Regions from separate parts of the Mus musculus genome. Here region 1 is linked to region 2. A link is a loop called in an ENCODE intact Hi-C map of the cell type or tissue named here. Cell type or tissue: gastrocnemius. All regions are shown on one strand. Links, peaks and the distances in the headings refer to the core of each region. The heading gives the core; the rest is flanking DNA. Region 1 holds the start of Gm32105 (a long non-coding RNA gene). Region 2 has its middle 11 kb from the start of Hivep2.

What was found. Peaks named below come from ENCODE experiments on the same cell type or tissue, not always from the same donor. Only the 100,000 strongest peaks of a DNase experiment are listed, where the experiment ranks them.
Region 1: it touches region 2 in a loop (2.1-fold over the local background); 6 of 42 quality-filtered maps call a loop at or near these places.

What each region holds. Positions count from the first base shown.
Region 1 is chr10:13,880,451-13,885,834 of GRCm38, reverse strand. Gm32105 (a long non-coding RNA gene) reads left to right here and starts at 2,570. Exons shown (of 3, transcript XR_380120.1): 1 at 2,570-2,712; 2 at 2,821-2,976. In gastrocnemius, for the core only: a CTCF peak has its summit at 3,166; DNase peaks (open chromatin) are centred at 2,153 and 3,129.
Region 2 is chr10:13,952,763-13,958,146 of GRCm38, reverse strand. No RefSeq gene overlaps it. Among named protein-coding and RNA genes, the nearest start is that of Hivep2, 11 kb to the left of the region's middle. In gastrocnemius, for the core only: no CTCF peak of the experiment used is centred there; no DNase peak of the experiment used is centred there.

The sequences.
Region 1 (5,384 bases), core at 308-5,307, 72 kb after region 2:
TCTGCTCAGTTTCTACTTCCAGGTGCCTGCCTCGGCTTCTCTTACTGCAGAACTATAACCCCTAAGACAAATTCTTTCCTCCGTAAGCTTGTTTTGCTCAGTGTTTTATCTCAACCCACAGACTAGGATACATATCGAGCACTCTACTCTCTTGACTCAGTTTGGCAGTCCCTTCACGAACTTTTTAGTTTTAAATCCCAAGGCGATTTCTTTTTTGTACTACCTTTCCAACACTTCCTATTTATTTGATTTAAAGGTGGTTATTGTAATGTTCCATACACTCCTTTCCCTAGTGCTATGGCAAACACACCACACACACACACACACACACACACACACACACACACACACACACACACAGACTCGCGCTCGTTGAATGTATCATGCCTTTTCAGCCCAAAGCTGGCTGGTTTACCTTCAAGTTCTTAGCCTGTAGAGACGGCTGGAACAGGAAGGTCATAGCTGAGCCACTTAGAAGTGACAGAAGATTACTGCTTAAAGAGCTGAGATGGCCAGGATGAGGGTACCAGGGCAACCTCAGACTCAAATGTCACCTTGTTCATTCTGTTTCATGGAAGGAGTGAAAGGTCTGCCCCACGCATGAGAACACCACCCTTATGATTCAGTCACCTTTCACAGGTTCTATGTCCTAACATAACACTGGGCTTTCTTTAGGTGTTGAGAGTTTGGGAGAAGCAGGGAGATAGATATCTAGGCCACACCGTACTCTTGTTTCAAGAACAACATACTTCGACTTTCAATACAATAATATTAACTTGGAAAAATAAAAATTAATGGGTATGCTGGATAGTGTTCTGTCAACCCGACACAAGAGTGAGTTATCTGAAAGGAGGGAACCTTAGTTGAGAAAACACCTCTATAAGATCCAGCTGTAAGGAGTTTTCATACTTGATGGGGGAGGAGTCAGCCTATTGTAGGTGGTGCCACCCTAGGGCTGGTGGTCCCGGGTTGTATAAAGAAGGCAGACTGAGCAGGTCATGAGGAGCAAGACAGTAAGCTGCACCCCTTCATGGCCTCTGCATCAGCTCCTGCCCTGCTTCACTTCCTATCCCGACTTCCTTCATGACAGAATACAATGTGGAAGTGTGAGCCAAATCAACACTTTCCTCGCCACGTTTCTTTAGGTCAGTGTGCTTCATCATAGCAGCAGTAACCCTAACTGAGACAATGTGAGAAAGGCAGGAAAATGGTAAGTTCTAATTAAAAAAAAATTATGACCCCTGAAAAAGATAGTGTGTTTCCCTCGCTTCTGTCTTTCTTCTCTCCTGTTCCTTTTCCTTCCCCTCCTGCCCGTTTTAATCTCTCTCTTCCTCTCTCTCCTCTCTCTCTTCTTCTCTCTCTTCCTCTCTCTCTTCTCTCTCTTCCTCTCTCTCTTCCTCTCTCTCTTCTCTCTCTTCCTCTCTCTCTTCCTCTCTCTCTCCCTCTCTCTTCCTCTCTCTCTTCCTCTCTCTTCCTCTCTCTTTTCCTCTCTCTCTTCTTCTCTCTCTTCCTCTCTCTTCCTCTCTCTCTTCTTCTCTCTCTTCCTCTCTCTCTTCTTCTCTCTCTTCCTCTTTCTTCCTCTCTCTCTTCTTCTCTCTCTTCCCTTCTCTCTTCCTCTCTCTCTTCCTCTCTCTCTTCCTTTCTCCCTGCCCCCACCCCGCACACACAAGAATATTTTATGTATTCTTTGCCAATTTCTTACATATACAATAGGTGGCTCAGGTTAGCCCTGCACTCATTGTATAGTCTTGACTGGCCTCAAATTGATGATAGTTCTTTTGCTTTAGACTCTTTTGTGCTAAGATTGCAAGCAAGAACAGGCATGCCTGGTTTTTCATTGTAATTTTAATAGATAAGTCCTATGCTTACATCTTTGAATTCTTCATATTCTGATATCAGTTATCAACTCCTCATGACACAGATGTGTGTATCAGCATACATACATATGTGAATGTGTCTTCTTGTTATTACATTGCGTTGAACTTTGAAAATTCTATTCAGTGACTATTAACATGGTAGAGGTCTTCTCTTGTAGATACCACCCAGTTCAAGTCCAGCTCTGATAAAGAAGTTGAGGGTCCAGGTATTGAGAGGGGGTCCAAGTGGAGCCATGCAATTGCATGCCTTAGCAAATAGCAAACTGGGCTTAGATCCAGCAGCCCGTTCCCAGCCAAATGCACATTTTACTGCCCAGTGTTGCCCCTACTCTATAAAAAAAGTACTGTGTTTGCAGAGTTGCTTTGAAATTCCCCTTCCTATAAGGAGGAAGACTCTTTTGTGCCAACTGCTGTGTGCCTGGACTTTATCATCCATTGTCCCAGTAGGGTGTTGTGGCTCCTTTTATAGCTTCGTTTTATAGCTTCTTTAAAAGGAAATGCTGAGCAAGATTCATGACTCTTCTACTCAGATAAAGAACAGCCAGTTAATAATTTACTAAAAAACAAATTTTACAACCATATGGATTTTGCCCTATCAAATTCCATTTTCCAACTACATATATGCTCTAAAAATTTAAGAGTGTAAACAGCGGGTGTTTTTAAAAATCAGCTCTCCAAAGAGTTATAAAACAGTAAAGGAAATGAAATATGTTAGCCTTGAAGGTGATGCGATGAAGACCTTTGGCCATAGGCATAGACAGACATACTTTCTTACTTAGCTCGTGTGGCAGGTCTCTTCCAGCAACCTTCTAATGAGGACATTTCTGCTTCTCTTGTGAGTGTTCAATGTTCCGCGGGAACCACCCAAGTTTATTCCAATACTCATTCCTTTCTGTCCAAGTTGATGTTCTGCCACACTGAAGTTGTGTTCCGGCATTTTTAGATGCTTCCATCATCGTTTCCTTCTGCCTACACCATCAACCCCAGTCTACGACTGGTTTTACCCATCAGTCTCTGGTGTCATCTCCCATGGCTTCTGGAACCATGATAGTCAGTGGAACAATGAAAGTTTAGACACGACGAAAAATATCTTAATAAGGTAGAGGACTTCCAGGTCTGGGGTTCTGGATTTGTTGGTTTGCGGGGAGGATGGGGGGGGGGGGTGGGGGGAGTGGGGGGGGGGTGGGTCCCCATTTTGCTATGCCTCTTGGGTCTTGTTTTTGGGACTTGGCGACTCTCTGGCGCCACACACTGGTATGTCAATCGCTGACAAAATCCGCTCTACTTCCCATGAGTCTTTGCTGCAGATAATCTCCCAAACGTCAGAGGAGATGCAAGGTTATGAGTCTCTAAGAAGCAGATCCTATTCTGACACATAGAACTAATCTAGGCCATTTTTCCCCTTCTCTCAGATGAAATTGTTTTAAATGATCTGGTGATTAGTAATCGTTATAAATATCTTGTGCATTGACTGCAGAGCTCTTTATAGATTCTCAAATGATTTCTTGCTTGAGTTATTAAAATCTTTTGTAGCTTTACTTTGCTTATCTGACAAATTCTAGAGGGATGCTTAGATGGGCCAAATGATAATCATTTAAAGGTCTATCCCCTGATACTTAGAACCTGAGCCTGTGGTAAATTATACAACAAAAGAAAATTAAGATTAGCAATCAGATGGTTTTAAAGTAGGGAGTTGGCCTGAGAATATCCACCAGGGCTTAATATTGCTACTCTCATTGTCTCAAAGGTGAGGATGTTTTCTTGTCCTCAGAACCAACTTATTGATGATAATGTTATTCCTTTTACAATCCTATGAGTGACTGCCTGTAAATTACAAGTTGTGTCTCAAGCTCTTGATACACAATCTCCCACCCTCTCTCACTCTCTCTCCTCTTCTTTTCCCTCTTTTCTTCTTCCATCCTATTATGTGCAGTCCAAGCTGCTCTTTCTCCTCCAGCCTACCTCCCGCATGCTGAGGCAGCTTGTGTGTGTGTGTGTGTGCCACCACATCCAGCTTGTGTGTCAAGTTCTGCTTTTGTTCCTTCCCGGGTGCTATTAGAGTCTTAGCCAATAGCTCCCTTTATTCCTTTCCTTTCTCTGGGTATCAGTTTTCCTTGGCCCTGTGAGTCTATGCTGCATAGAAACATAAGGTTTTCTGATGCCTTTGCTTCCAGCATTTTCAGCTTCCCGCTGATCTGTATAATGCTAATGTCTTCTCTCCTCTTCAGAATATGATAACTTATCATTTTCTTCCCATGTCCATTACTTCTGGCCACAAGTAACTCTGTAAGTGGTGGAAATGGAAGAGGCCCATTTTAAATTTCTGTCAGATAAGTGCTCTCCCAGAATACTCACAGCCTTCTCTTCTGAGAGCTCTAGTTTCACATAGTTGTATTCATTTTTACTTAAGGTCCAATCATACTTTCTCAACCATCTGCACTCCCATAGCATTGGTACTGGTTTCTAGCTTTCTCCTTCTCAGGTTTTTGTTTTGATCTGGGAGACAAAAGGAAGATAATGAGTCTCATCAAGGCACTCAACAGTTTATTTCCTAAGTTTCTCTGAAACTATAACCCTTTCAAAGTGTCTTCAATATTTGTATAATTTAACTAATGCCCTGCCCTACGAGTGAATAAATCTGCAATGGAATATAATTTGAGCCCAGAAAGAATGAAATTCTGTCAGTTGCAACAGAATGGATTTTGGAAGTGGGAGACAAAATTTTAAATGAACTATGCCAAACACTACATGTTCACACCAATGTGTAGACACTGCAAAAGATGATCTTGTAATACGAAGACAGTACAATAGTGATTATTAGAAGGTAGAGGCACAGATAAGAAAGACAAGGAGCTTCAGAGACTAGTAAAATATGCCCAGGAAGAAGAAATATGTTCAAACATTGTTTAGCACAGCAAGGTTAGTCCACAACAAACTATATGTGTTTTATGAAGATCTAGAAGAGCGGAGCTCTTAGGTTCCAAACACAATGAAATGAGCAACACATAAAGATCCAAATGCTTGCTATAGTTGGAATGGGAATGTTCACCTTAGAATCTATGTCTCAGTACTTGGTCCACAGCTGGTGCTGCAGTTTGGGTAGGTTGAGGAGGTGTGGCATGCCAGAAGATATAAGTTACTGGCAGCAGACTTTTGACGTTTCAAAGTCATGTTCCATTCCCACTCTGCTCTCCATCCTCATGTTTTTAATTTACTGCTGCCCTGTTGCCTCATCATGATGGTGATGGGCCCTTACCCTTCTGGAACCATCAACTCAAAGGACTTACAGTCCTTCTGTAAGTTGCCTGGGTCATTGTGCATTACTATAGCAATAGAAAAATAACTAATACATTTCTAGTATATAGTGTAGACATGTATTTTGTATTGAATAGCATATTGTATTCAGTAAATATATACAGCTATTATCTGTCAGATAGAATAAAAATAAGTTTAAACAATGAAATTTTTTTTAAAGCTGTGGGCTAGAGAGATGGTTCTGTGGTTAAG
Region 2 (5,384 bases), core at 258-5,257:
GTGAAATGATGTTCTGCTAATACAAGCGCATGAAAGGACACTTGATGAAGGATGCTTCGCTACTGACATGCACATGTTAGTCCACCCTACATTGAGTAGTTGAGCTCCTTTTGTCAGGACTCCATAGAAAGAAACAGACCAAAAACAAACAAACAAACAAACAAACAAACAAACAAAAAACCCTTCTGTTGTCATGGCAGCCTCTTGCCACTTCCATGGGCTTGGCCAGATTGGCAGAGTGATGTCAGCTGAGGCAAACTCACATGCTTAGGCAAGACCCATAGAGGACACCTAATGTTTGGAGGGTTTATAAATAGGAATCCACGGACTCTGAGAGGAGCTTGAAGCTTACTTAGAGAGCTACCTTTGCAAAGATTTTTGGTCTCTCATCTTCACTCATCTTCTCTTCCCTGAGAGATACACAGCTGAGAAGGTCTCCTGTTGTTCCTGTTGGCCATGGTCTCACTGAAAGAACCATCCTGGAGGGTGGGAAGGTTAGGGATGCTCTACTGAGATGTGACACAACTGCAAGGTAGGGATGGGTTGGACAAAGTATGTCACTGGAAGCCTCTCCGTGAAAAGTACATCTTGTGCTGACTTGGTCTTTCTGTGGCGCAGCTCTGCTTTTTATCTGTCAATGGTCTTGTCCATACATGGGTCCAAAGACATGAAGCCAAAGATATGGATTGACCATGGCCTTTTCTTTCCGTTGCTGTGATGAAGCAAATGGTCTGAGATCAACTTAGGGAAGGAAATGTAGCTAACTTACACTCCCAGGACACAGTGCATCATGGAGGGAAAATGGGGAAGGAGTCGAAGCAGGAGCTTGAAGAAGAAATTATGGAAAATCATTTGCTCACTTGCAAATTTATATATAGCTATTTTTCTTATCTATCCCAGGACCATTTGCTAGGGGATAATATCACTCACAGTGGGCTAGGCCCAGCATCAGTAAGACAGCCCAGAGGTCAGTCTGCTCTAGGCAAGCCCTCATCTGAGTCTGCATTCCCAGGGGACTCTCGGTTGTTTTGACAGTCAAAGAAGGACAGGAACACAAAGGCATGTTGGAGATAGCGGCATAGAGAAGGAAAGGGTGAGCCATGAGCTGATACAAACAGACCAGTGTTGTTCTGGTTTCACTTGAAATGAAACCTGCCATGATGTGGGAAAGGACACTGAATATTTCACAATCCAAGCTGCTGGTGAAACTAGTGTCTTACCTTCTCCTGATAGGCCAACACCAAGTTTTGGTCAGAGGAAAGCAAAATCCCACTGTATCTCATTAATAACTTTCATAAAGATTAAAGAACGAAACGAAATCTAGTAGGATAAGATTCCATCCAAAGGAACCATGAAAACTCCCCTGGGAGAAAAATCAATCAATTCAGCAAGCTCGAGCTAGGTGTAATGCCTAAGAACCATAGCCATGACCACCGTGGCAAGATATTTTAAAAGGTGCAGTGGTGGCACTTAAGTCCTGGTGACAACCCACAGCCACTGAATCAGAATGTAAGACCTGCCAAATAGGAGGACATTCATGCCTGGGACTGTAAATTTGGCCCATGACTAGTGAGGCTGTGGAGCCTTGATGAGAACCTACCACTTTCCCAAACTAGCATAATTCCTGTGTTCTAAATACTCATGCTTATACCCACAGATATACGTGTAAAAATACTGTATCTTTAAATTCCCATCAAAAATTACAAATGTTCCACTTTGGGCATATATCCAAAGAACACTTAATTCTACCACAGAGAAACTTGCTCAACCATATTCATTACTGCTCTATTCAAAATATCCAGGAATTAGAAGTAACTTGGATGCCCCTCAACAGAAGAATGGATAAAGAAAATGTGGAACGTTACTCAACTGTTAAAAATCACAAATAATCTATAGTACTAGAAAAAGTCATCCAGAGAGAGGTAACTATACCCACAAAGATAAATATGGTATGTTTTTTGAAGAGAGAGAGAAAACACCATGTGGTTAGGTGAGTCATGAAAACATGGCCATGAGGGCTGGCCAATTTGAGTTAAGAGTGGCCCAGATGGAACATGGTGTAGAGTCACAGAATATATGAAATGTCTCTCTATATTGAGGGAATTTATTGTTATGTATTGTAGTCTGTAGTACAAATAACCCAACAATGGGCAGCTGTGGATGGGAAGTACAAGAATCTAGTAGTTGCTCAGTCCCACGAGCCTAGTAATTTTAGCTGGTGTTCTGTATAAAGCTGGAATCCTGAAGTCGGAGGTTCCAGCAGATGTGCTGGCAAGCAAGTCAAAGCAGGTTAAGAAGAGTGAAAGTTCCTTTCCCCAATGTCCCAGTGTAGGCCTCCATCAGAAGGTGTGGCCCTGATTAAAGTTCTGTACCACTAAGACTGGATCTGGGACTTGCCGACCTTGGTGTCAGAGATGTCCTTGCCTCATTCTCCTTGGATTAAAGGTGTGTGTTACCTATAAGCTTTTCATGGCCACTATGCCTCAAGATCTTGATCACAAGTGTGCCCTCCAATTCTGGATTGTAGTTCATCCACATGTAGTCAAGTTGACAAGCAGGAGCAGCCACTTCAATCCACCCCTTGTCAACTCGACACAAGTAATATCTCATGTCCACGCGAAACAATAACCATGTCGTGAGTATGCCTGACGTGATATAACTGTTCCTCGTACATTGCAAACACATTTGTAAATTTACAATGGGGCAATGTCCCTTGGGAACATTCCTTTTAGTTTCTCAACTTAAATACCAATTGATGTTAAAGAAATTCGAAGAAAGCATAAATATCTGTACAAATTTTTTCTTAATAAAATAAAACAGAAGCATCCATATTACTTTATAATCCTTGTTTCTGCAACTGGCCATGTGGCCTTAGAGGGTATTTATAACTCCCTTCATCTACTACCCATTCTGTATTTCCTCCACCCTCTGCAAGCACCTCAGTAGGTCTTGGCTTTTTTTTCTGGAGGATTGACTGATACCTTCATTCCTGATGGGTCTGCATCCTTTGTCATCCTGCTTGGATTAGGCTGTTGTATTTTCCCATTGACTTTAATTACAGGACACGATAGTACTAAGAGACGCCCTAAGGGATCTCCTACACTCCAGACATAATCTTGCTTACCTCCATTGTGGAGAGGTAAGCCAATTTCCCCAGGGTAATCTGGATCTGTCACCTCTCCTAACACTGTTATTCCTTTCGTAGCCTCTTGGTTTAAGGGCATTAGAAGCCCAAAATGACCAGGGGGAAGTCTGAGCTTCCAGTTCTGCCAACAGCAGAGACTAACACTGAGGCCCAGATATGGCGCCATCTGAGCTAAGGATAAACCTCATCTCGGTCTCCATGGCCAATTTGTTCATGTGCCCATTGAAAAATGACAGAAATGTCTGGGGAAAGAGGTTGATTGTCCACAGAACGAGTCATTTCATACAATTGATTATTGAACTCCCTCTTAGCTTAAATCACCTTTTAGTGAACATTTACATGGGACACAAATATATTCACATCCTCTGCCCATGTGGAGAGATCTATTCACATACTTCTTCTCCAGATGTCTCAACAATTTTCTGATCATGATATTTCCAAGTCCCTGACCATCCAGCCAATCAGTTGGCTACAGCCCATGAGTCAGTGAATAATCGTACATCTGGCCATTTCTTCTTACAAACAAACTGTAATACCATGTGTATTGCCTGAAGTTCTGCCCACTGTGAAGATTTCCCTTCATCTGTATCTTTCAGGGTTGTACTGGAAAGGGGTTGTAGTGCTGCAGCTGTCCACTTCTGGGAGGTGCCTGCATAACGTGCAGAGCCATCAGTAAACCAGGCCCTAGTCTTCTTTTCTTCCGGCATCATAAGGAACCTCATGAGGCTATAGGCGCATGCTTGGCAGCAGGTGGCATTGTAACAGGAGTAGAAACCATAGGCATTTGAGCAACTTCTTCATCTAACTTCCTTGTGCCTTCAGGACCTGCTTGGGCCCAATCACATATATACCAAGTCCATTTGATAATAGACTACAGCTGTGCATGTCCTACTTCATGACTTGGAGTTGTTGCTAGGGAAGTAGCTTAGAGGGCTTATATCTGCCTAGTGCTCTAGTGCACTAAAGACTTCTTATAAATATAAAAGTTTTGTGTCTTATCTGGGAATTGAATGATGAAAGGTGTGGTAGAAACCCCTGATTGAAATTAAATACTCACTACAGCATCAATGATAACCAAGCTACAATGTATATAGAACCACATAGTTTAGGTGTAGAGCAAGAACGTGGAAGTCAGATAGATCTCATTAGAAAAGGGAGATAGAATAGATAGTTATAGAAGGAGAGGAAGGGGCCTGGGACAGGAGGATCAAAGCAGGGGAGAGACAAGAAGGAAGTGAGAGAGGGAGTTTGGGGAGAGACCGCTAAAATGAAGGGCCATTGGAGTGGCAGTATGGACACCTAATAAAGCAAAAGCTTTCTAAAATACATACATATACGAAGGCAATCTGAATGAAATCACTACATGTTAAAGGAGACATTTATCCCCAAATGAATATCTCCTATCACCAAGTGATGCTTTCAGTACCAGATTTGGGTTGCATAATTGAATTGTTGGCCAAAAGGAGTCTACAAACAACTCAGGCTGCAGCTCAGACTACAGATTGATCTCCACAAACTGACAGCAAGGCCCCATTGCTGAAGGCAACACCTGCATAACACACTGAACAAAGAGAAGTTGAGCCGGTGCCTACACAGAACCTTCACTGCTGTGTGCTAACATTTTTGGCACGGATGGTACTCTGCACACTACCAAAGGAGAACCATAAACACCAACCCAGCCACAAACCCTTTGATCTTCAATGATGTCCTGCCTGCGAGATGTGCTAGTGCCGTGGTAGCACACAGCTTCAGGGAGTGACCAACCAATATCTGATTTGACTGAAGGCCCACCCCATGAGATAAAACCCAGGCCCACACAGCTTGCATGACCAAGAACCTGAAATTAGATAGCTCAGGGACCTAGGGTAAAAGCAAATACTGCTGTTCTAAAACATAAAAATAAAATAAATGACTTCAAATGACATTGTGCTGGACTCATGAATCAGTGCTTTGCTCAACCATCTTCAGGGAAATTCCTCCTGCAGCAGACAGGAGCAAATCCAGAGACCCAAGCCAGACATTATGCAGAGAAAGAGGAACACTCAGATCCAAGCAGGATGTCTCCATAAAATCCCTCCCTCCAGGGCTCAAGGAGCCCTGGTAAAGACTAGGAAGGGAACAGTGTAAGAGTCAGAAGGAAGAGTGGTAACCAAGGAAACAGCCATCTAAATCGACAAGACCAAAGCTCATATGAACTCAGAGACTGAAGCAGCAAGCACACGGCCTGCACCAATCTGCA